Regions from separate parts of the Homo sapiens genome. Here region 1 is linked to region 2. A link is a contact called in ENCODE POLR2A ChIA-PET data. All regions are on one chromosome and are shown on one strand. Each heading gives the region's core, a stretch centred on a gene start or an enhancer-like site at or near the end of the contact. The rest is flanking DNA. Distances are from core to core; before and after follow the strand shown.

What was found. ChIA-PET counts read pairs that join two places held with the same protein, here RNA polymerase II (POLR2A).
Region 1: POLR2A ChIA-PET joins it to region 2 with 11 read pairs in RWPE1. The contact joins two enhancer-like sites. POLR2A ChIA-PET finds 5 or more read pairs at or near these places in 3 of 52 experiments (Caco-2, RWPE1 and naive thymus-derived CD4-positive, alpha-beta T cell).

Annotation. Positions count from the first base shown.
Region 1 is chr1:224,264,945-224,267,980 of GRCh38, forward strand. All of the region lies in intron 18 of NVL (nuclear VCP like), which reads right to left. Among named protein-coding and RNA genes, the nearest start is that of MIR320B2, 9.4 kb to the left of the region's middle. Within about 2 kb of position 1,752, at least 2 of the 41 ENCODE cell types and tissues checked have a DNase peak (open chromatin) inside an H3K27ac peak, as active enhancers do.
Region 2 is chr1:223,770,114-223,773,262 of GRCh38, forward strand. CAPN2 (calpain 2) reads left to right here. Exons shown (of 21, transcript NM_001748.5): 18 at 334-412; 19 at 1,696-1,812; 20 at 2,068-2,126. It overlaps LOC105373041 (a long non-coding RNA gene), which reads right to left. Exons shown (of 2, transcript XR_949167.3): 2 at 2,598-2,973. Among named protein-coding and RNA genes, the nearest start is that of CAPN2, 59 kb to the left of the region's middle. RefSeq lists an enhancer at 2,132-2,787. Within about 2 kb of position 1,783, at least 8 of the 41 ENCODE cell types and tissues checked have a DNase peak (open chromatin) inside an H3K27ac peak, as active enhancers do.

The DNA.
Region 1 (3,036 bases), core at 502-3,001, 490 kb after region 2:
CACCATGTTAGCTGATGGTCTCGATCTTCTAACCTTGTGATCCGCCGGCCTCGGCCTCCCAAAGTGTTGGGATTACAGGTGTGAGCCACCGTGCCCGGCCAGAACATTTATTTTTAAATGTAGGTCGTTAATGCAACAGATTTGTTACAGGGGAAAAAAGGATGGAAGAGTTTTAGGGGAAGACAATATACACACATAGGGAAAAAACAAAACACCGGTACCACATTATGATTCATCTGCCATTTCTGCCATTCTTAACACAGGTTTTAAAATAAACAGGCCAGGCGCAGTGGCTCATGCCTGTAATCCCAGCACTTTGGGAGGCCGAGGAAGGCAGATCCTCTGAGGTCAGGAGCCGAGACCAGGCTGGCCAGCATGGTGAAACCCTGTCTCTACTAAAAATACAAAAATTAGCTAGGCGTAGTGGCACGTGCCTGTAGTCCCAGCTACTTGGGAGGCTGAGGGAGAAGAAATCTTTGAACCCAGGAGGCAGAGGTTGCAAGGAGCTGAGATCACACCACTGCACTCCAGCCTGGGCAGTAGACCAAGACTCTGTCTCAAAATAAATAAATAAATAATAAAATAAAATAAACAAACTTAAAATATGGTGCGGGCTGTTAACGATAGAATAGGTTATTACAGGAAACGAAAGATTGATGCTGTGGTTTGAACGTATTCCCCAAATTTCACGTGTTGGAAACTTAATCCCCAATAAAACAGTGTTGAGATGTGGGACCTTTAAAAGGTGATTAGGTCATGAGGGCTCTGCCCTCATGAATGATGCTGGTTTCAAGAGAGTGGGTAAGTTATTACAGGAGTGGACTCTTGATAAAAGGATATGTTTCGCCACTCTCACTATTTTTTAAATAATAGAGACAAGGTCTCACTATGTTGCCCAGGCTGGTCTTAAACTCCCAAGCTCAAGCGATCCTCCTGTCTCAACCTCGTAAAGTGCTAGGATTACAGGCATAAGCCACCATGCCCAGCTTGGCCACTTTCTTTCTTTTTTAATGTCTACTCATTTGTTAACTATGTTTCTGTATGATGTTATTAATATACTGCACATATGACAAGTCATACATCAAAACCAGATAGTACAAACAATTAAACAGATAATAATTTTAGCATTTTCTGTCTCACCACTAACAGATATTAAGCCCATCCTTACTAATTTATGCTCCTCACTTTAAAAAGGATGATCATATACTGGAAAAAACTGGATCAATGTATTTCTTCAATGAGGCTTTTTTGAGAGAAACAGGGCCCTCATTTCCTACTCCCCAGGATCCCCCCTCTCTCTGCTTCTTTCTTCTCCAGACTTCCTCCAGTGAAACTAATCTTTTGCTATACAAAATGCTTTTTGGTAGGCTGAAGAAAACAGTTGTTTAGCTCAGGCAGTTGAGATAAATGTCCAAAGATAGGGTAAAATTAATTAAACTTTATTTGTCCACCTTTACTCATGGGACCATGGTTTCTTCCTGTCCAGGCCACTTTCCTTTTGCTCTCTCATGCATGCTCTTGTGCTCTTCTACCCTTTCGCCTTGGGGTGATGCAGCAAGAAGGCCCTTGACAGATGCAGGCCACTCAGCCTTGACCTTCCCAGCTTCCTGAACTAGAAGAACTGAATCTCTTTTCTTTTTAACACAAATTACCCAGTTTCAGGTATTCTGTTACAGCAAAACAAAACAGACTAAGACAAGCATCTTCTTGAAATATGTGAGAAAAGATCTGTATCTGCTTATGAAAGGGACGATGTGATTCTGTTCAACTCTGAGGGACTTTCTTCTAGGATGACTCTGTGATTTTATGACCTAATGACTGTTCCCACTACTATTACCAAACTGCTTATGAACATGATAACAATTACTAAATAGCTACGTGCTGTTTAACACCACTGTGGCAGATACATTACCAACATCATTTAACTTTTGTGGCAATCCTGCCAATTAAGTATTATCATCTTCATTTAAAAAGTGCCAAAATGATGGTCAGCAAGATAAAGTAATATAGTCCCAAGGTTACTATGGTATAATACAGAATATAACTGGTCTTTGCCCACCTTTCCTGGCATAGATCTTCAAAAATCCTTGCAATTTCCTGAGTGCCAGGAATATCTTTGTTGAGCTAATGTGGTGACGCATAGTGGCCCCACAGATAGCTTCGGGCAGGGGACTGATCACCAGAAAGATCAAGCATGTGATTAGAGTTGTAACTCCGAGCCATCTTCTGCACTTCTGTAGTCTTGAGCCCTTTTCTGAATCCCTCAAAGAATGCTTAACCTTGAAAACAATTTTCAGTAATTATTCAGGGCAGATATAGGGGCATGGCTCCAGCATAAAATCCTAAAAATCTATCTTTAACTTCTACTAGAGTGAAGAGTCTCGTTTTTGTTTCCTATAAGCTAGAGAGAAACCACAAAACACAAATTCTGAAAATACTTTTGTGGTCAAAAGTGTATGCTGGTCGGGTGCAGTGGCTCACGTCTGTAATCCTAGCACTTTGGGAGGCCGAGGTGGGCAGATCACCTGAGGTCAGGAGTTCAAGACCAGCCTGGCCAACATGGCGAAACCCCATCTCTACTAAAAATACAAAAAATAGCCGGGCATGGTGGCAGCACCTGTAATCCCAGCTACTCAGGAGGCTGAGGCAGGAGAATCACTTGAACTCAGGAGGCAGAGGTTGCAGTGAGCCAAGGTCATGCCACTGCATGCCAGCCTGGGTGACAGAGCGAGATTCTGTCTCAAAAAAAAAAAAAAAAAAAAGTGTATGCTGCAACTGTTCTCAGCCAAAAAGAGCTTTCTAAGCACCGACACAGAAAAGCAATCTCATGGGATCCAAGCAGTAATACTATACTTTTTACTATAGCTTATGCAAAAGCTTTCTAAGCCTTTATTTCAACTATGAAGTTTCCTTTCACAGAACCAAAAATGGATTGCCCAAATTTAATCTTCCTTTCCTAGGATGCATGTGAATTATATTGTTTATAAATGCTACTAGTTTTTACTTTTATTTTTAATTATCTGAATCTCTTCTACG
Region 2 (3,149 bases), core at 533-3,032:
TCCCTTCCTCCTGATTATTGGGATCATCTAAAGGCCACCATCAAGGGTTTCCTGAAAAGGGTTTTTGACAGCTAAAGTACAAAAATTATATAAGACAAGAACATGGACCTATGGGCGTTGGCTGGCTGATTTGATGGGCATATTTACAAACCAGCTCACAGACAGAAGCAAAATACTATTAGTTATTTAAGGCAGAAACATAAGTGATTCTTCCACGGCCAAACTAGAGGCACAGAGCTGGAAAAACTTCATCCCCACTCAGCACATACTAGGGAGGTAACTTGCCAGCTTTGCTTTGGGTCATAGTTCTTACAGCTAACTTATGTGTTCCAGAAAATTTACCGAGAAATCGACGTTGACAGGTCTGGTACCATGAATTCCTATGAAATGCGGAAGGCATTAGAAGAAGCAGGTAACCCTTTATAACTGCATTTTCGTTCCTAGTTTAATCTGTCTGTAGAATATGTGAACACTCATCTTATACCATATAACACAAGATTTGGTAAAGCTATAAAATAAAGTAGGTGCTGGTTTAATACAGACACCTCCTTTTCATTCCCCTTTCAAAGACTAATTGGTAAAATTAAATGCAGTAGGATGCTCTGCCCTCTGTGCCTTCTTGAATCCAAGTTTCCTTTGGAGCCGCCTGGCACAGTAAGCAGGCAAAGCCAGGTCTCAACAGCCTCCTCCAGGTGCTTCCTTTCTGGTGCAGGGTTGGTTAGGCAGAAATCAAATGTCTCAGCTCAGCCCTTAGGGTAAGACCCTAGCAGAATTGGATATCAATAAAAGGACACAAGCGAGTGGTAGACCAGCAAAGCAGGAGACTGCTGGGCTTTGGGAACAAATGTGTCAGCATGAGGCTGTTCATTCTATTTGCTGGAATATAATGCTGCTGCAGAGACCCCACACAACATTGGTTTATACGAGGTATGTCTTTCTGTCGTATAGCAATCCCAGCTCCAGCAGTCCACGGCTAGGACGGTGCCTCCTACTATCCTACCATGTCACTATCTGATCACGCTTCCCCCAGCCTCCCCCCATCCATGATGCCCACCGGACCTTCAAGGGTCACCCTCATCCAAGGGACCTGGGACAGCCTGCCACCACAAACACATGCCACCAACAGGTTGACAGAAGAAGGGCCCCTTGCCTTTAAGGGCACACAGGCCATTTCCGGTCACACATCCCACCAGCCAGACTCTGATCACAAGGCCTCTGTTGACTGCAAGGAAGCTGGGACATGCAGTCTTGATGCTAGGTGGCCATAGGCTCAATAAAAATTATTTTACTCTGGAAGGAGAGAGAACTACTATGAGTTTACCAGGAAAGCTTCTGCTCACATATATCCAGGAAGAATCTGATCTTCAAGACGATTGAGAGCTAAACAAAAAATCAAACAGCAGCAGCATGGTTAACAACATGAAGCAACTGTGACCATGAGAACAGAAACAGGCAAGAAAACACTTATGTGTCAGCAAAGGACACAGGCAGGGTGAAGGTGGACAGTTCAAAAACAAAAGAAACAGCAGAAGGTACTGGCTTTGCAAAATCAAACCAGTCTCACAGAAGAGCAGCCAAGGGACAAAAGCAATTATACCTCATTTAAATCACCACATTAGTTTCATAGCCTGTGAGCGCAGCTAAATGGAACAATCTAATGCTTAGCAATGAGTTTGTTTGTTCATGTAACTTCAGGTTTCAAGATGCCCTGTCAACTCCACCAAGTCATCGTTGCTCGGTTTGCAGATGACCAGCTCATCATCGATTTTGATAATTTTGTTCGGTGTTTGGTTCGGCTGGAAACGCTATTCAGTAAGTGGATATTTGGGGAATGACTCATTTCAGTTCTCTTGGTATTAAAGTGGCCTGCCTTTCACCTCGGTGAAATCATCTAAACTAGAGACATGTCTTCCAGGAGTTGAGAATGAAATTCCCTCTTTACTAATTTGAGGGTGAGGAAGAAAGCATGTATGGTGGTCAGTGAAGTCAGTTGCTGAACTGAAAAGAGGATAATGTGATCTGTTTCAGCTCACTCACTTGTGACACCCTCTTTTTCTCCCTCCACAGAGATATTTAAGCAGCTGGATCCCGAGAATACTGGAACAATAGAGCTCGACCTTATCTCTGTGAGTCAGCAGGCCCCGCCTTGCTTCTAAGGGGATGGGGGAGGCATGGGGCGGAAAGGGCTGTTACTTGAGTGATCTGCTTTTTCAAGTTTTGCTTTAAAGAGCTCTTGGTCTGTCGGGGCCAGGCCTGTAACCGGTTGTAAGATCCCACAATGCACTTTTACTTGCAGTTGTTTTCCAACCACCTATTCTCAAGTCCAAAATGCACGCCTGGCTCCCTCTTCTCATGAGCTTTGACTTGAGTGTAGCTCAAGGTTAAACTAAGGAGTGGCTGCAGGATCATGCTTAGAAAAATGAACTCCTGATTAGCATGCAAGGGAGAACATGTTTATATAAAGAAATCCTTCAGCTGAAATTCAAGTTGGGTTTTGGGAAGATCCATCATTCTTAGAGTGGATCTACTTAAAATACTTTAAGCAAATTAGTTTTCTCTACTCCCTCCCCGTTTAAGATAAAACCAATACTAGTAAATACGTTTGCCATTTATTATTGTTATTGCACTCATGTGTCTGGAACCCTAGCAATACACATCTCTGAAATGATCATCAATCTGAATTAAGTGGGTATGCTAATTTCACAAAAAGCAAAGCGTAAAATGTTCTCGTGTCATCCCAATGACAGGAAGTTCTCTCACTGAAAGAAAGAAGCCAGGTGGGGTATACTTCCATTATCACCTGGCTCCAGTCAGCATTTCCTCTATACTCAGGGAAGGCCACAGAGGGCCGGGCGAAGTGGCTGACACTGGGTGAGAATGGCAGTTGTCAGTCCTGTCCGTGTAACAGAGGAGTGAAGTGGTGAGGAGGGCAGGTCTAAGGCACTGGCAGCTCTTTTCCATGGATTTTGAACTCTGGAGGAAGGCAGCAACTAAATAACTGTCTCATTCTGCTATTATGCATTGTATTAGCAAAGTGAAAATATAGTCTATCTGGTTACAAATAACACTAACTTGCTTAAAACTTTACATATCCTAGGAAATATCTCTACCCCTAGATTGCAATGTAGAGTCAACCCCATCTCTAAAAA